Linked DNA regions of Homo sapiens: region 2 is linked to region 1. A link is an interaction called in ENCODE POLR2A ChIA-PET data of the cell type or tissue named here. Cell type or tissue: OCI-LY7. All regions are shown on one strand. Each heading gives the region's core, and the rest is flanking DNA. Links, peaks and the distances in the headings are about the cores only.

Evidence for each region. Peaks named below come from ENCODE experiments on the same cell type or tissue, not always from the same donor. Only the 100,000 strongest peaks of a DNase experiment are listed, where the experiment ranks them.
Region 2: POLR2A ChIA-PET joins it to region 1 with 7 read pairs; 4 of 35 experiments call an interaction of 5 or more read pairs at or near these places.

What each region holds. Positions count from the first base shown.
Region 1 is chr17:77,875,751-77,887,076 of GRCh38, reverse strand. It overlaps LINC01973 (long intergenic non-protein coding RNA 1973), which reads left to right and starts at 2,990. Exons shown (of 2, transcript NR_028337.1): 1 at 2,990-3,155; 2 at 3,539-8,076. RefSeq lists an enhancer at 4,153-4,512 and a silencer at 10,808-10,993. In OCI-LY7, for the core only: no CTCF peak of the experiment used is centred there; DNase peaks (open chromatin) are centred at 4,476 and 5,346; H3K4me3 peaks cover 1,970 bases; H3K27ac peaks cover 2,039 bases.
Region 2 is chr17:77,669,996-77,678,091 of GRCh38, reverse strand. It overlaps LOC107985079 (a long non-coding RNA gene), which reads right to left. Exons shown (of 2, transcript XR_001753032.2): 2 at 1-789. Among named protein-coding and RNA genes, the nearest start is that of LINC01987, 55 kb to the left of the region's middle. In OCI-LY7, for the core only: no CTCF peak of the experiment used is centred there; no DNase peak of the experiment used is centred there.

The sequences.
Region 1 (11,326 bases), core at 3,176-8,175:
GGGTGTCAGGTAGGGCAGCCCACGTCCCACCCAGAACGACATGCCTCCTTTTTAATCTGTGTCATATTTTGGGGTCTTGAGTAAGGTGCTATTTCCCAGAAGGATCCTAATGCCAAAACAGTTTGCAAAGCTCTGTGGGAGGAAGCTGCAGGTCACAGGAGGGGAAACTTAGATCACACAGACTCAATAAGGAAGACCGGGGCTGCTCCCAAACCTCAGGCATGATCCACTGGGATCCATCAGCAATGTCTTTTTCCTCTTTATTATTTCTTCCAAATACCAGCCCTGGGAGACACGTTAGAACCCATCTAGCTACACATAACAGCTCTCCACATCTCTGTGGGAATATAGACAGGCCCGAGGCAGGGGGCTGGCTCAGGGTTCCACAGTGGCAGAGGAAGAGCCTCCACAGATCCCGCCTTGCCCTCTGTCGCCAGCTTCTCCTCTCTGCCTCCATGATCTGGAACCTTCAGCTGGTCAACTGAGCCACGCCCGGTGCTGTGGTGCTTCCCCAAGCTGCACACGCCGATGGCAGTGAGGAATGACTGCGCCCATTGCATCACCTCCTCGCTGTCAGTGAGCCAGTGAGCACCTGCGGCTGCTTCGAGGGGAACTACAATAAAACTTCCAAGACAGTCCACTTTTTAGGAGGTATAAGCAAAGAGCAAACACAACCTGTCAATCGTGCCGAATGCTGCTGATGCTGTTCTCTCATCCTAAAACAGACGATGAAAATGCTAAGCTCTGTAAAGAAGGACTTAGTCATATTCAAAATTCTCCAATAAACACCTCACTGTTGTGTTTCGCCAGCTCCGCATTACACGCAAGTCTCAATGGCCCGTGGCTCAGTGTCCTGCTCCGTGAAATGACGGAATTGGACACAGCTCACAGCTCACTCTGGAGTTAACTGAAGCCCTTGAAGGAAAACCACCAGGTTTTCTAAGAGTTTATGGCATTATTTATTTTTATTATCCTCACCAAAAATTTATGTTCAGCCACTTTTTTTTTCCTCTAAATTTTCTGGAACGTTTCTCCTTAGTGTTCTTCATTCATGAAGCACATAAAAGTCTCTTTGACCTTATCTCTCTCTCTCTTTTTGTAAAGCTCTTCTTGGTATTATTGAATTTTATTCATAGCAAGACCCATCTGAGGCAATCCTGGTGCAATCTTCCTCACTTTGTCTGTCTTCCTTCCTTCCTTCTTTCCTTTCTCCCTTCCTTCTCTCTCTCTTTGTGTCTTTCTTTCTTTCTTTTTCTTTCTCTCTCTCTCTTTCTCTCTCCTTCCTTCCTTCTTTCCTTCCTTCCTCTCTCCCTCCCTCCCTCCCTTCCTTCCTTCCTCCCTTCCTTCTCTCTCTCTTTCTTTTCTTTCTCTCTCTCTTTCTGTCTCTCTCCTTCCTTCCTTCCTTCCTTCCTTCCTTCCTTCCTTCCTTCCTTCCTTCCCTTCTTTCTTTCCTCCCTCCCTCCCTCCTTCCCTCCCTCCCTCCCTTTCTCTCTCTCTCTCTCTCTTTCTTTCCTGTCTCCAATCATCCACCCACCCACCTATCCATCCACCCACCCGCCCATCCATCCATCCACCCACTCACCCATCCATCCATCCACCTACCCACCCACCCATCCATTCATCCACCCACCCATCCATTCATCCATTCTTTCACCTAGTCATCCACCGATTCAACCACCCATCCACCCATCCAGTTATCTACCCACCCACCCATTCACCACCCACCCACCCACCCATCCATCCACCCATCCATCCAATCATCCACCCATCCATCCAACCACCTATCCACCCACCCTTTCACCCATCCACCCATCTATCTATCTATCCATCCATCCTCCATCCATCCATCCATTCATTTAACAAAAGAGACAATCTCCTGTCCCCTTTGGGAACACTGCCAAGTTTTCTCTGCCTTGCAGCTGGGTCGAGTTGACATTTGGCAGAAGGAGGTGGGTGGTACATTTTGCATCAGGGCCTAGGCCTGCCTCAGACACAGGTGTTCAGCTCCATGCCAGGACTAATGCTGGGCATGGAAAGCTGGAGAGGTGGCTTTGTGCCCAGGGCCGGTTGTAGCATCTTGGCATGTTTCTGTTCCCAAAGTCCCCAGTGGGCACAGGGACATTCAGCCATCTTCAGAGATAGCTACCATTTAAAGCAACAAGGAGATAGGACAACCATCACTTTCCCTGACTCCAGTGAGACCTGGAGGCTGTCCTGCAAGTGAGATGCCACCTTAAGCTCTTCATGAGCAGAGTTGCCCATAGCCCTTAGCTCACTGCAGGAAGCAACCAATGTGGCCCCCACATTAGTAGCCCTCAGAGCCAGACCAAGTTCAAAATTTGGTTAACAAACCTGTAGGCTTCTTCTTGTTTTCAAATGTCACAGAAAATCTTTTTGTGCTATTGTAGGAATGGAATCTCTCCTTCCTTCAGCCTCATCTGAGTTGAGGTGGGGAGAGTTGGACACAAAGTTCAAGGGGAGAGAACACTCAAAACAGCCCCCAGAAAGCCAAGGCAGGGGTTGGCACACCAAAATGACACAGAGACAGCTCCATGCCCTAATGGGTCGATCCCATCCTTCAATAACAGTGGGTGGCTGGGATCTTCTGCATTTCACGGGAGGCTCAGGGAGATGAAGCAACTTGCCTGAGGTGTCACAGGTGTAGGAAGGAGAGTAGGGGCAGATGGGGCCCAACTCCAGGTTTGCCTGGATGCAGAGCCACGCGTTCCCCCCGCCTCCTCCTTGATGGGTTCTCTCTGCACGCTTCAGGGTGCCCCCATGCTCTGCTCGGCCCCTGCAGCAGGAGGGCACAGAGCTCACTGCTGGCTGGTCTCCATGGCAACAGCTGACGAGTCTGCATCAGATGATGGCAGAGCTGCCTTGGAGCGCGAGCTTGGCTGTGACGGCAGGGACTTGGGAGGAGAGGAGCTGGAGGAGTGGGGGATGGGGCATGAGCTGGGGTGCCGGATGGGCTGCTCTCCCAGCAGCCATTTGGAAGATGCTTCCAGTCAAGTCTCAATCTCAGTCGGTCACTGGTCCATGTATATTTCATGGACATCTACCCTGTGCTGGGCACTGGGCAGACAACAGTCTACTGGACCCAGTCTCACTCTCAAGGGGACTGTAGTCCAAGAGAGAGGCAGGTAGATTATCAGGTAATTCCAGCTCACCACGATTGATGGGAAGGTAGGGAAAGTTTGGGATACATGCAAGGCCGTAGGAGAGGCACCCCACCGGGGCTTGGGGGCAGGAAAGTTTTCCAGGAGAGAGGGATATCTACGTGGCTTTCTGGCGGGGGGGGGGGGGTCGGGGAGAGAGAGAGAGGGAGAGAGGGAGAGAGAGAGAGATGAATGAGATCTGCCAGGAGTCCTCAGTGCCTGGAGCTCCAAGGGAGGAAGGCTAGGGAGGGAAGCCATGCTTGTCCTGGGGCCGAGATGAGGAGGAAGGGGAGGGTCTGCTCCAGGCCAGCCCTGGACAAGGGGATAAATTTTGTCTTCACCAGACACTGAATTGGTCATCCTCACCTCCCACCTTACAGATGAAGAAACTGAGGCTCAAAGAGCCACAGCGGGACGGAGGAGGTGGACCCGGCTCTGATGCAGGTGGCTGGTTCGATGGCAGACTCCCCTGTGCCGAGACTCCCAGACCAAATCCGGAGGTCCTGGAGTAGAGTGGGTGGGTCCGCCAGGGCATGGCCAGGCTGCCTGTCTCTGGAGACTCCCCCAAGGAAGTTTCTTGACCTTGAGGATGATAACGCAGGGCAGGCTCTTGAGGGCTGTGCAGGGACTCCCTGGAGAGCCCTGGGAAAAGCAGGTCCCCGCCTGCCTGGGCCTCTGCCTCTGCTGCAGGGGCCAGCACAGGTGTCAGGTCCCCACACATTTCATGTCCAGGCCATTTTCCCACTCTAGGGCCAAGGCTGGGCACTTCCCAGTCAGTGGCACAGCTGGTACTGTGGGGTCTCTCGCTCTGCAAAGGTTGGTTTCAATCCCAAGTGTCACTGCTGGAAACACTGGCCACCCCGGGACATGTGGTCTTGCCAGTCCTTCTGCAGGGCTCTGTTTCTTAGGTCCCAATCATCTGCAGGGAGCACTAGTCCGAGATCTTCCAAGATGCTGGGCAGGAACAAGCCTGCTATGCTCATTCCCAAAGGACTCCACATCTAGATAAATGAAGGCCTGGAAGGCTCTTTGGCTCTACACTAGCAAAACAGCTTACGTCACCCTGCCTAAAGAGACAGTCAGGAAATCCCCTTGTTCCTGGGCGAGGAGAAGCTGGCCCACACGGAGTGACGGCATTGAGCAGATACTACCCTTGGCTCGCTCATGGATGGGGCGGGGCCTGCTGACCTTGACAGCAATCAGGGGAGGGGGTTTGGAGGGAAGGGGTTAGCTGGTGAAGGTGAGGGAAAGGACTGGAGTTAGGACAGGGTGCAGCGACCACATCCTGTGACGAGGAGGCATCTGTGACCTGTGTGATCTGCCAGGCAGGCAGCACAAGTCATTGTACTGCTACTATGCCCGCTACTGAGACAGGAACAAAGAGAGGCTGTTTCTGCCTCTTGGTGCTCTCCATTGGACATGTCTGCTGGGCAGTGCTGGCTTTTACCATAGGTATTTTTCTGCTCTTCCTTCCCTCCTCCTCTCCCTCTCTCTTTTCCAGGGCACTCACACACACACACTTGCACACATGTGCACAGTTGCACACACATGCATTGAACACATGTGCACATATATGCGTTTGCATCCACTTGCACACCCACACACCTGTGCACTAGCACCCATTTGCACGCATGTCCACACACTTGCACACATGTGCATTTGCAGAAATGCACCCTTGCACTTGTGTGACACACCTGCACACTTGCATACACCCATTTGCATACAGGCACAGACACACTCGCATACATTTGCACACACAGCCACAAACTTGCACAAGCAGCACTTGTACACTGACACATATCCGTTTGTGCCTATACAGTGCACACTTACACATTTGCACACAGCTGTGCTTGCTCACACATTTGCACACACCCACCTACACACTTGCACACATACTACACACTTGAGCGTGCAGCACACATACCTATGTGCATACATGCACATTTGCACATGCACACAGCAGTGGCACACACTTCTCTATCACTCTCCCTAGTCACTGTTCTCCCCTGTGATTCCCACCCCTCTGACCGCCCCTGCTCACTTGCTGCCCCCTCCACTGGAAGGGGCCTGGCCTGGTGCCCTGTCTCTGTCTGTCTCCACCGTGCAGGGAGGTTTCACAAGGACTGGCTGATGTCTCGCCTCGAGCTGGCCTGGCCGCAGCTGCTGCTGAGCGGAAGTCTCTGAGGGGCGAGGCTGAGAGGAAACCACACTCTCACTGGGGTTCCCGCAGCTCTGGCCTCTGGGGAGGGGTGTGGAGATGTGTGGGCGTGAGATGGCTTTGAGGGAGGGACAGCATGAAGCTTTTCGCTGGGTCTGTCTTTTCAGTCTCCAGGACAAAACTAGGCCACTGTGCTCCAGGAGAAGGGAAAACCCACGTCCCCCCAGGCTGGGCCCACCGGCAAATCGGGCTCCCAGGCCCTTCTCAGCCCATGCTTCTGTCTCTGCCTTGTCAGGCTTATTCTTTGGGGCTTTGAAGCAGCCTTTGGTGGGCAAACGGCATCTCAGGGAACCCTGGCCTGTCTCCTCCAGAGCTTGTGCCTTGGCCCTGGGCAGGGGCCACCATGGGCTGTTGATGTAAATGGCATCCCCAGAGTTGTGCAGTGTGGGGGCAACCCTGAGGTATCAGCCCAGCCCCCTGTCTGCAGCTTTTGCTACCCAGCCCAGCTCCAGCTCTGTCTTTGTCACTGGGGGTGGTGGGGGAGGCTGGAGCTCAGGGACGGGGCACTCCTGGCAGATTCTCCCTGCCCCAGGTGGAAGGGGAGGGGGGAAGTACCCATCCTCCATCCTCCTATCCTGCCAGCGGGGTGGGCGCTACTATGCTGGGGAGGGTCTGGCTGAATAATGATGCTGAGCTCGGGACACCAGCCTTCTCCGTGCACCTACTGTGTGCCAAGTACCATCCCAAGAGCATTATGGGTGGTAACTTATACAATGACTCAGAGAGGCACCGCTATAATCACCCCCAGTTTCTGTCTGGTTCCAGTCCTGGCCACACAGCTAATAAGCAGCAAATGGATTTGATCTGATTTTATCTGAACCCAGGCAGGCTGGCCCAGAGCCCACTGTCTAATCATTGGGCCGTCCAGCCTGTCAAGACTCCAGGCTCGCTGGCGTCGTACCCCTCTGTCATTTCCCAGGGAAACAAGCTCTAGCAGCACCTGCCCTGTGGGTACTTTGGCCCTGCCTCCCTGCCTCCCTGCCTCCCTGCCTCCCTGCCTCTCATGATAGGAGCCAAAGAATGGTCTCCTTTGCAGGAAAGGAGCTCGACGGGGGTCTTCTCTTGCAGGCTCTGTCTTGCATGTGGGTCCTGAGCTTTCTCATTGAGTAAGGGGAGGGGGCAGCTGGTTCAGTCCAGCGCAGAGTGGATGGAGGCCAGTTGAGGCTTTCTTGAAACCCTAAGCCCAGCTGGGATCCTCGGGGAAGGATCCTTCGCTGGGATCTGACTGGCTCTTCCAGAGGTCAGTGGGGCATGTGGCTGGAGCCCAAGTAGGAGGGAGGAAGAAATGGTGGTCTGAGTCCTGGGGTGACCAGGCCCTGAACCTGCCCTGCTGGGACCCCATTCCCTGACTCTAGGCCCCCTTTCCCCACCACACAGGACACCAGGCTCTTGCCTTAAGACAGGAAAGGAAATGCCTTATGGTGAACAATTCTCCAGGTCCCTATTGTGGCTCCAACAGATGCCAGAGGGACATGGCAGGTGACCCTGGTCTCCTACGACCCTGACTTTACTTGCTGTCATGAGGCCAATCTCTTACCTTGACCCACCTCCTGCCTCTGCTTTCAGAAGGGCAGAAGAGCGGGCCTCCTCTAGCTTCCCAGCCGCCTCCCGCCTCCTGCCGCCCGGCAGCGCTGGGCCCCCCAGCAGCGAGGTTCAGGAGGGGAAGAACCTCTCGCAGGTGAACAAATTGCTGCACATCAGACACATTCTTTTCAAGCCTCATTTTCTCTCCTTTTCATGCTAACTTTCCCACTATTAAAGAGCATTTTTAAAAAGAAGATGAAAAAAGGCAGAGAGAAAAGAAGGATGAAAGTGTGAGCGGGTATCCGGAAGTCCTTTTCAATTGCCTGCTGCTGTGCAGGGTCTGAACTAAGAGCAAGAAATTGGAGGATGCTGGAGGGGCGAGGTTTCGTTTCAGTCCTGCCTATTGGGCCAAGTCTGGGGCGGGGAAGGAGAGGTGATGGAGGTGGGCCTGGCTGGGCCCTGCGGCCCTGGAGGCTGCCCCTCTGCCTGCCACCCAGCCCCTGGCCTGTGCCTGGCACAGGAAGCCCGTCAATAATTTCTTGTTGAATGAATGAAAGAAAAGAAATCAGTGGATGGAGAAGGGCTGGATTCTTTTGTGGGGACCTTCCACGCCACCTTCTCTGTGGGGCTCTAGGGCTGAGAAAGAAAGGACAGATTTGGCAAAGGTCAGGCAGGGGCTGGGAAAGCATTAGGTGGACCAGGCATGCTACAGCAAGGCCACGCCTGCACTGTTGTCCCACTGGTGACACCCATGGGTGCAGCCATGGCGGGTGGGCGCAGTTTCACATGGGATTGGGGGTGAGCCTGGGTTGGGTGGGCGACCCCCACCCCTTCCCTACCCCTCTCCCCACCAGCAGGTACTACTGGGTCTGCGTGAAGATAAAAGCTCAGGAACATGCCAGGAAGGTGTGACCATGATGATACCTCTGAGATGAACCCAAGAAGAAACAGCAGAGTATTACAAAGGGGAACAGGACTCAGGGTGGACTTCAAGTATCATTAAACATAATCAAATATTTAAAAAGTTATTATTGACTGGGTGCAGTGGCTCACGGCTTTAATCCCAGCACTTAGAGAGGCCAAGGTAGGAAGATTGCTTTAGCCTAGGAGTTTGAGACCAGCATGGGCAACATAGTGAGACCCCATCTCTAAAAAAAAAAAAAAAAAAAAAACAAGAAAAAAACAGGAAATAAAATACAATAAATAAAAAAATTTAGCTGGGCATGGTGGTGCACACCTGCAGTCCCAGCTACTCGGGAGGCTGATGCAACAGGATTGCTTGAGTCTAGGAGGCCGAGGCTGCAGTGAGCTATGATCAGGCCACTACACTCCAGTCTGGGCAACAGAGCAAGACCCAGTCTCATACACATACACACACACACACGCAAGAAAGTTTCTGTTTAATCCAAAGGATGGAATGCTATCCAGCAGGGAAAAGGAAGGAGCTACTGGTACATGCAGCAATGTGGGTGAGCCTTGAAAGCATTGTGCGAAGTGAAGGAAGCCAGACACAGAGGCCTCTGTATATATGACATTCTGGAAAAGGCAGAGCTTTAGGGACAGAAAATCCATCAGTGGTTGCTTGGGGCCAAGATGGGGGGAGAAGATTGACTGCAGAGGGCCAGGAGGGACTTTTCTGCATCATAGAGACATTCTCTATCTCGATTGGGTGGTGGCTCCATGACTACATATACATGTTGAAATCCATCAAATGGTATACTTAAAATTAGTGAGTTTTATTGCATGTGAATTGTACTTCAACGAAATGGGTATATTAAAAATCTGCAGCTGTCTGCAATCCTTCTATGTCCTAGGCATGAGCTGGGAACATCTAAATATAGGATTTTCAATATTCAGGACAACCCAGTATTTTTTCAGAGAGATGAGCACAGGCTTTGCGAGGTCACACGGTGAATGCAGGCCACACAGCTTATATGCCAGCGTGGAGATAAAGGCTGAACTTTCTGCCAGGGGCCTGGAGGGGAGTGAGCACAATAAGACCTGACCGTGGTGGCCATGGAGCCTGGTGCCCCAGGGTTCTGTGTTCCCAGGGACCTGCTGTGTAAGGCCCGACCATCTGCCCACAGGAGCTCAGATCACCTTTCTCTCCAAACTGTTTGGGTATTTGAGTCCCTGGATTTTTCTAAATCAGAGTTTGGTTAGGCCTGGTCCCCCAGAAATGCCCTCAGAGCCCCAGGCAGGGACCCCAGCCACTTGCCCTGGAGGAAGCCCCTGGGCTTGCCTCCCTCCTTCCCCCACCTTCTCTTTCTCTCTGGATATCAGCATATTTGTCACACTTACTTCATTTCTCCTCCAGCTTGGTGACGCAAGGTGAGCTGAAGGAGAGCCGCTTGGGTGAGGATTATGAAGGCACGGGTGCCATGGAAACCACTCTGAAGGCCCCCTAAAGCTGCAGCTGTCAGGAGGGGCTGTCTGCTGCCATTGGTCGGCCACGTGGACCCTCTCCCTAACACGATGCGTGACTTTTATTTATTTTACTCTGTTTTGCATCTTATGCCTGCTCTCGGCTTCTCTTGGCTTCCTCACAGTCCTGGTGCAGGATGCTGCCTGCAGGTCAGTAGGATAAAGGTGCTAATGTTTTCTGTTTCTCTTTTTTGAACTTCTGACTTTTTAGGCTCATTTTCTGGTGCTCTCTCCTCCATGCCATAAGGCAGCACAGATTTCAAGCCATAGATGTTGGAGGCAGAAAATGGGATTATGTTAGACAGAGAGGGAAGCCAGCTCTTCTAGCAGGTGCTGTAGAAATGGCTTCTGATTTTGGTCACAGAAGCAGTCCCTAACTTTCCCTGCAAATCCAAGAAGCCCTCAAAGGGGCCAAAGGCAGGCTCTTTAGCACAATGTCAATCTGAGCAGAATGGAAGGGTTGCCAGAGGTTGCTAGTGAGATTCAAAGCCCTGTGGGTGCCTTGATCTTCCTAAGCTTGCTTTTAGAGAAGTGTGCTGTCGAAACTTCAGGAGGCCGCCAGCTTCTGGTTGGACCTCAACCTCCTCCTCCCTCAACCTCCTCCTCCCTTTGAGTAGGAATCAGAAGAATCTTTTACATTAGCCTTTGCCTTGATAGTTTTTATATCCTTCATTTTATTTCTTTCCAGCAATGGCCCTGAGAAATTGGCAGGCGAAGTGCCATTAACCCTGCATTGGAGAGGAGGAAATTGAGACCCAATTTTTTTTTTTTTTTTTTGAGACAGAGTCTCGCTTTGTCACCCAGGCTGGAGTGCAGTGGTGCGATCTCAGCTCGCTGAAATCTCCACCTTTCTGGTTCAAGTGATTCTCATGCCTCAACCTTCCGAGTAGCTGGGATTACAGGCGTGTGCCACCATGCCTGGCTAATTTTTGTATTTTTAGTAGAGACAGGGTTTCACCATGTTGACCAGGCTGGACTTGAACTCCTGACCTCAAGCGATCCACCTGCCTTAGCCTCCCAAAGTGCTGGGATTATAGTCGTGAGCCACTGTTTCCAACTGAGACCCAATAATTTAAGTAGAAGGGCTGGGACTGGGGCCTGAGGCTGCTGCTCCCTGCCTAAGGCTCTGAGACTGCTTGATCACAGGGTCAAGATCTTTGATGAAGCCGCTTTCTCAAGCTGTGGGTGGGCTTTTCCTGGTAGGAAATTTGCCTGAGACCTGGCAAAGATGGGACCTTTTAAATAGTGAAGGGAAATGAGCAATCCTTCCAAAGTCAAGTTCCTCAACGAAGCCCTTCTAAACACTGTCTCTCCTCCCTGCACACATGCCTATGTGCACACAATACACATGCTTGTTCATGCTTTATCCCTCTTGGTTAGGGGTCTATCCCCATCAAGCCATTAAAGTTGTTCTGGTGGAATCTCTGATGACACATTTTTTTTTTGGCTTGTGAAAACCAACCATTTTGTTATTTCATGAGTTTATGAGTTGACTGGGCTCAGCTGGGAGGTTCTTCTGGATGGGGCTTCAGTCATAAACAAACATGACTAAGTCAGAGTCCCCAAGATGTATCACTCACATCTGGCATTTGATGCTGACTCACTCTGGGCTGGCCACTCCACCAGGGCTGTTGACTGGAGAGGCTACACGTATCCTAGGCTGGGATTCTCACAGCATGGGTGCCTGGGTCTGAGAGGGAGGGCCCCAAGAGAGCACATTTTAAGAAAGAGGAAGTGAAATGTGCCAGTCTTCAAGACTGGACCCAGAACTGGCATAATGTCACTTTTGCTGTGTTCTCCTGGTTGCCTGCTGACATGTCAAGTACCACATCAAGTGGGCCATTTGGGGCCTCATCTGAACTGAGCTCTCTGGCCACATGATGTAGCTGACCTGCCCCTTCTTGAAGCCCCCTCCTCCCCGGCTTCACTGCATCCCTCTGTCTTGGTCTCGTCCCCCTCTGTGTTCCTGCCACACTTTGATGATTTCTGTTCTCCAGGTTTT
Region 2 (8,096 bases), core at 136-5,135, 210 kb after region 1:
CAAGTGCAAAGGCACAGAGGGGTGAAAAGAGAACGGGCTGAGGTTTGATGTGATTTAAGCGTGGGGGGCTGGGAGGAGAGAAGAAGATGGGGAGGGGAGGGAGAGGAGCCGGGGCCATAGACCCAGGCCGGGTTAGAGATGCGGCAGAGAAGGACGTGAACTTCTCCTGGAGATCCTGGCTGTCCACCCGGCTGCACGTTAGAATTGCCTTGGGAGTTAAATAAAAATATCCCAGTGTCCAGAGCCACCCCAGCCCCACAAGCCCAGTGCAGCAGAGCAGGCAGCGGGGCCGGAGCAGAGAGAGAGAGGTCCGAGCAGCAACGGGGCCTGATCACTGAGGATGAGGGCCGCTGGGAGGACTTTGGCTTTTTTTGGGATTTTCATCCGAGTCCGTGTTCCCAATACTCATGTCCTTGGGTGACCAGGCTCTGTTTGTTTCCACCCAGGCTCAGAGGAAACAGAGCCTGGCTGAAGGGAACGACTTCATCAGGATACTGGAGGTGTCCAGGCAAAAGTTCAAAGTCTTCATCTAGACTCTTTGCAGCAATGGAATTAGGAGAAAAGCAGAGATTCCAGAGATAGTTGGGAGGTAGGACCACCAATCAGGCCTGAGCTCTTGAAAGCAGAGAAGATGGAATTCCCAGTCCTGGTTGGTTGCAATGTCCGCTTCGTGCATGGCTCTGCAACACTGTGCACAGCTGTTATGCACATTTAAGACTCCGCAAACAATAAGCTAGCAGCAAGCGGCCCCCTGGGTCTTGGTTGTTCCCAGCATACTTGGTATCTGAGCTGTGATTGGGGTGGGGAAACAGGGAGGAGAGAGATGAAATCAAGGACCATAGTTAGTGCAACAGGCAAAAAGAAGCCTTGCCTGAGCAGGGAGATGAGAAGATTCCATCTGGGGGAGTGGGGAGCCCCCAGCCCATTAACGAAGGCCGTGGGGGATACAGGCCAGACCTGCAAGGAGGAGGGCTTGAGCCCCGGGGTCTGGAATCTTTGGGCTATTATGATATCTGTCATAAAGTGTGGCCGCCATTCCTGTCTCTCCAAGAAACAGAAGGTGACAGAGCCCCTCTCAGTGTTGGGACCCGGAAGCTCAAAAGGGGGCAAAGACATCTAGGCTGGGCAGAAACGAAGACGAGACACCTGCGTGGGGCATTCCAGCAGCGGCAGAGGAGGACGTGAACTGATGGGAATTTCCACTATCTGGGTTTAAATCCTGGCTGGAATTTCTCACTCTTTCCATTTCCATTTCATATTTCAGTTAAAAAATAATGACAAAGGCCGAGGGTTACAGAGCAGCCTCCCCCTCCTCGGTAATTACCAAATTAACACATTCTAACAGGCGCCCCCGCAGCACACTGTGATTAACGCACAAGGACAATTAGCTGTAGAGCCTTCTCCTCTCGTTTTAACCTCCTTAAACAGCCCGAGCCGCGTGCAGGGCCTCTGGGGTGAGCCTCCTCGGCAGGCACTCCCTCCCCCTCGATTTAATGGAATCTGAGACCCGGTTTAATGTACTAGGCAGTGCACAGTCCTGTCCCGCCCTCAGGGGCCTCACCCCACAGGTCAGGGAGGCAGCCTCCCCATCCAAGCAGGGGGCCGGGAAAATGAACCCCAAATTAATTTATTCAGCCAATTCATTAGGCAGGCGTTGATTGAGTGCCGGCTCTTCGCCCGGCGCGGGGCTGGGAGCCCAGGGAGATACAAGATAAAGTGGAATGCGGATGGCACATTCCTGGCGCTCGCCGTCCGGGAAAGGGAATCAGGCGGCTGGTCTAAGACACGCCAGAAAGTGGCCGATGTGAAACAGACTCCATGCTCCTGAGGAATTCCAGGAAGGGGGCACGGGGCTGGGTTCTTGCGGACGGCCCAGGGAGTGTGGCAGGTTGGTGAGGTACCCAGAAGCCAGGGCTGCAAATGCAGGAAACTGGCTGAGAGCTGAAGGGGCAGCTCAGCTCGAAATAAAGCTCAGCTCGGCTCGAAATAAAGCAGAGGATGTCAACTGTGAAATTACACCCAAAAGGCAGGAGCCTGGGCTGGGTGTGACATGGTCTGGCTTAGTGACAACGTGGCTTTGGCTGGGGTGTGCTGAGTGCTGGGGAGTGTGAAGAAGAAGATGTGGGTGGGTGGGGACCAGCTCAAGGAGGTTGCAGGGCCCACAGCGGGGAGGGGGAGGTCAGCAAATGGAGGGGCTCACCTGGGCTCCTTCATCCAGAGGCCAGTTAGAGATTAGGATGGAGCTGATGCAGAATCTCAGATGGAGGAGGGAGGAAGGAGGGAGGAGGAGCACAAGAGGTCACTCATAGGAAGGATTAGCAAAGCTTGCACCTGATTAGAGCTGAGGCCCCAAAGAAAGGCAAGTGCCAGGGTTCAGGCTAGAAGGAACAGTGTGGGGGTGTCAGCACCCATGGCTGGGAGGGGAGGAGGGCTTGGGCTTTGGGGTTGGAGCAGGAGCAATGTGGTTGGAGATGGCCGGGTGGGTCTCCACGGAGCCGCGGCAGTGGACAGGAAGGCCCGCTGGGGACACTAATGGGGAAAGAGGACAGACAGGGGCTCTTGGGTAAGGTCTGGAGACTCCAGAATTCACCCGACCTCAGGCCTCAGAGGACCACTTAGGTGGAGCCTCCACTGTCCAGCCCTCCTCAAAGTGCACCTTCAGAGCGGGGGAGTCGGAAGTCTAGAGGTTCCAGAAATGCTCCTCAGCATTCTCCTGCCCTTGGTGGCAGAACCTGGAACCAGGATGGGAGGGGAGGCGTCACCGGGAATCCTAAAGGTGGTGTCTGGCCCCCAAATGGCCCAGCTGCTGACCCCAGGGGCAATTGTTCTGTGTCACCAGTTTTCAAATCTGTTCCAAGAGAGATTTATAACTCCCGCAGCAAACTAGCCCCGTGTGGTTTCTTTCGCAATGCTAAACACTGGCTTTGGCAGCACTCAAAGGGGTAAAATAAAGAGTTAGCAAAGTGTCTGTCCACATTTCCATCTTCAGAAGATGAGGGGGAAAAACCCCATCTGCACCCAGCTCAGATCCTTTGCTCCAGTCTTGCATGGAAGGAAGCTAAGAGAGCTGTGTCTGTAAAGCAGCCGCGTTCGTGTAATCTCATGTAGTCCTCACCACCTGCAATAACGTGTGAAAAACGATGCCCATTCCGCAGACAAGAAAACCACAGATGAGACAGGTAATTTCCCAAGGTGACCTGCAGGTATGGCATCCTCAGTCGGCCGCTTTGCAAGGCAGTGGTTGTTGGCCACCCTATCAGGGGCAGTAGGATGAAGGTTTGAGGCTTCTGCAGATGTGAGGTCGAGTTTGCCTTCAGTATCTAATCAAAGCGTATCTTAAGGAAATGTATGTAGCTTCTCCATGCCATAGTCTCCTCCAGTAAAATGAAGCTCATAATAGCACCTATTCTAAAGCTTCCTTAAGAGGATTAATTGAAGTCATACAGATTCTTCAATAAATCTTAGTGCCGCCATCATCATCATCATCATCATCGTCATCATCGTCATCATCATCATCATCATCGTCGTCACCATCATCATCATCATCGTCGTCACCATCATCATCATCGTCGTCACCATCATCATCATCGTCGTCACTACCATTGTTGTCCTGACCAGGGAAAACACAGGCAGCTACAGCCCCTCTCCCTGTGCCTCCTTACCCTGATGTGTGAAAGTCATGGCTTCCTAAATTGGTTATTTCTTTTTAAGACATCTTAACCAAAGCCTCATGCCTCCAGAGTCCTCACCAGGACAAATGTCAATAAGCAAGATGACTCCCTGAGGCTGAATTTTAAAAGCGCATTAAAGATTAAAGAATGCACAGGTCAATTACTGATACAAGTAAATGACTTTAGGAGTAATTACAAATAATTTTGCCTTGTTTATTTGGCATTAGTTTTGAGTGTCCATAATCCTGGGTCCCGGGGGCCCTTCACTTTGGGTTTGCATTTAGCAGATGAAGGGCCTTGGCTCCAAATGCGGAGCTGGAGTGTGGGAGAGGGCCCTGGCGCTGAGGGCTCGGCCTCTCCAGACTCCATCTGGTTGACTGGCTTCAGATTCACAGATTTCTGCAGCCCCAAACCACTCCCAATAGTTGCCTCACATTAGTCAGGGTTCTCCAGAGAAACAGAATCAATAGGAGATATATAGATAGATAGATAGATAGATAGATAGATAGATAGATAGATAGACAGACAGACAGACAGACAGACAGACAGAGATAGACAAATAGATGGATAGACAGTGGATAGATAGATAGATAAATGGATGGATGGGTGGATAGACAGTCGGATAGACAGACAGAAATGGATAGTATAGAAATAGACATAGATATATTAATAGATGATATAGATATAGATGTTGATATTGATACAGGTGATGAATTGGCTCAATGATCATGGAGGCTGAGAAATCGTATGATATCCCATCTGCCAGCTGGACAACGTGGAAAGCTGGAGGTGTCATTCAGTCTGAGTCTGAAAGTCTGAGATCCAGGTGAACTGGTGGCACAACCCTTAGTCTGAGGCTGAAGGCCTGAGAACCTGGTGCTGCTGGGGCAAGTCCTGGAGTCTGAAGTTCCTGAGAACCAGGAGCTCCAGTGTCAGGGCAGGAGAAGATGGATGTCCCAGATCAAGGAGGGAGACAGAGTTTGCTCTTCCTCTGCTTTTGTGTTTTCTCTGGGCCCTCGAAGGGTTGATAGATGACTGCCCACGTGGGTGGGGGTGGATCTTCTCTTCCCAAACTACTGATTCAAATGCTAACCTCCTCCAGAGACACCCTCACAGGCCTTCCCAGAATAATATTCTCCCGGCTATCTGGGCATCCCTTAGCCCAGTTAAGTTGACATAAAATTAACCATCACAGTGCCGGTCCATCACACACTGTGTAACACACCAGTCTGTCTACTCTCTGGGTGCTGACAGTGGGACCCCGATACTGGGAGAAGACAGAACAGATGTCCCTCAGAGTCTGCAACATAAACCATAGAGGTCATGCGGCTGAGGGCCAAGGGCATGTGAAGGGCAAAAGCTGGTCCCTGGTGAGAGAAAAGGAGGGCTGGTGAGGGCATTGTGCAGACTTAACAGGACAGGAGGAAGTGGAATTTCCAAAGAAGGTGAAGGAGGAAGAGGAGCATGATGGTGAAGGATTTTCCTTTGCTTTAAGCAAAGAGATAGAAAACTGCTCAAACCAGCTCAACAAAATGGCCTGTTATTGGAATGTATATTCATCTCCTAGGACTGCTCTAACAAAGCACTGCAAACTATGGGTGGCTTAAAACAACAGAAGTGTCTCCTCTTACAGTTCTGGAGCCCAGCAGTCCAAAGTCAAGGTAGTGGCAGGGTTGGTTCCTTCTGGAGACTTGGAGGGAAAAATCTGCTCCATGTTCTTCCCTAGCTTCTGGTGGCTGCTGGCTGACCTTGGCATTTATTGGCTTATCAGTGCTTCATTCCACCCTCTGCCTGTGTCTTCACGTGGCCACCTTCCCTGTGTCTGGCTTTGTCTTCCCTCTGTGGATGTTTTTGTGCCCACATTTTCCTCTTCTTATAAGGACGAGTCATTGGATCGGGGCCACTCTAATCCAGTGTGCCCTCATCTTAACCCGATTACACCTGCAAAGACACTTTTTCCAAATAAGCTCACATTCATAGATCCTGGATGGACATGAATTTTGAGGGGACAAATTCAGCCCAGTGCAGAAGGTTACAATGAAGACACAAACTCCTGAGGACCGACATAAGAGCAGAGCTGGGCTTCCTGAGATGGGGTCTGGAAACTGAGAAGTTAGAGGACAAGGGAGGCAGGACCCTTGAGCCACCCACACTCATTGTCCCCTTCTCCCTTAGTAATGGAACCTGATCATGCCCAGATCCTGGACATGCATGTGCTTAGGGAGGGGGAATCCCTTCCCCCAGCCCAAGCGGGAGCTTGATGTAGTCAAAATTAATCATGGTGATTCCACTCACCTCGTCAATGACTGTTTCAGACATGAACTTGTGATGCCAATTAGATTATAAAGATAAGTACAATAAGGCCAGGGTGGGGGTGCTGGAGGTGGCTTCTGAGAAGTAACATTTCCATAGCTAGAAAGAGATTTAGCAGTTTTGCCGTGGTAGCATAATGGGCATCAGACATACCGCCTTGCTACAGACTACTACAGAGGTGGTACAATAAGTAAAGGAGCAGTTTTACTTCAGGCAGGCTTTTGACAACAGGCTTTGGGCAGAATACGGCACGAGGCTAAGATCCATGGGAGGATGAAAACATACAAGGTAAGATCCATTTCTACCTAGGATTTTTGCCTGGGAGCATTTCCAAACTGAGGTATGGGAAAGAAGAACCCAAACAGAAAGCTCTATCATTGGGTGGACAAAGTAGAAAACAGAAAGCAAGGTTGCTGGCTGGGAGTGGTACCTCACACCTGTAATCCCGGCACTTTGGCAGGCCAAGATGGGCAGATCGCTTGAGGCCAGGAGTTTGAGACCAGCCTGGCCAACATGGTGAAACCTCATCTCTGCTAAAAATACAAAAAAATTAGCTGGGCATGGTGGCAGCTGCCTGTAATCCCAGCTACTCGGGAGGCTGAGGCAGGAGAATAGCTTGAACCCAGGAAGTGGAGGTTGCAGTGAGCCAAGGTCGTGCCACTGCACTCTAGCCTGGGTGACAGAGTGAGACTGCAGCTCAAAATAAATAAGTAAATAAATAAATAAATAAAATAAAAAATAAAAATAAAAATAATTCAAGGTTGCTGAGGAATCTGGAATTTGCAGGGCAGGGTACCAGAGTAGAGAGAGCTATGCATACAAGTATGTCCCAAGATTGACATGGAGTTCCCTAGAGTTTTTGGTCAAATACTAAGCAGGTTATGCTTAGGAGGAGACTACATAAGGCCTGACACAGAACAACTATTAGAGAGCTGTGAGCTAAATGGAGATTCTAAAGCACAATGTCTCCCAGCACCGTGCTGGGAGACATTGAAGTTCTGACCAGCCAAAGTGGGGAGACATTGCTGAACATTCAAAAATTTAGTGGAGATTTCAAAAGTCCACACCTTAGGAATAGGGCTACTACAGCGTTAGAGTAAGAGCTACTTCAGATCCACGTTAACAAAGCTTAAAACCAAGCCAAGACAAGATTCAGCCGATCCACCAGCAAATTAACTACCTGCCAGAAAAAAATCCAACACTCTTTAAATAAAGACAAAATAATCCAAATGATCAATAATGTGTCAGCAATATTTGGAATATAGTAAAACATTTCTAGATATATGAAGCAGGAAAATGTGACAAAATACCCAAGAGAAACACCAAGTCAATAGAAACAAACCCAGAGATAATATAAATATGGGAATTAGCAAACACGATTTTTAAAACAGCCCTTATAAATGTGTTCATGACTTATAAAATGAATATATATGAATAAAATGAATATATGTAAAATGAATAAATATGTAAAATATATATATAAATAAAATGAATATATATGTAAAAAGTGAACAGATGGGGAATCTCAACGGAGAAATAGACACTATATATATATATATTATATATATATAAACTGAATGGAACTTGTAGAACTTAAAAATAAAAGATCTGAAATTGTAACATTCACTGAATGGGCTTAACAGCAGCAGATACATTGCAAAAGAAAGCATCAGTAAACTTGAAGGCAGGCCAATAGGAACTCTCCAAACATAAGTACAAAGGGAAGTGGGAGTGAACAAGATTAATAGAATCGCTGTGATTTGTGGAACAATGTTACGTAATCTAAAATACATGTAACAGGAGTCCCAAACAGAGAGGATAAAAAAAATGGGGCAGAAAACAATATTTGAAGAAATAGTAACTGTAAATTTCAAATTTGATTTAAAATATCAATCCACATATCCAAGAATCTCAACAAACTTCAAACAGGATAAACACGAAGGAACTTCTGCTAGGCATATCGGAGTCAAATTTCTGAAAACCAAAGATAAAGAGAAAAATGTAAAAGCAGCCAAAAAAAATTAATTGCATACAGGAAAAAAAAAATCACTCAATAAGAATCATCACTGGGCAGGGCGCTGTGGCTCACACCTGTAATCCCAGCACTCTGGG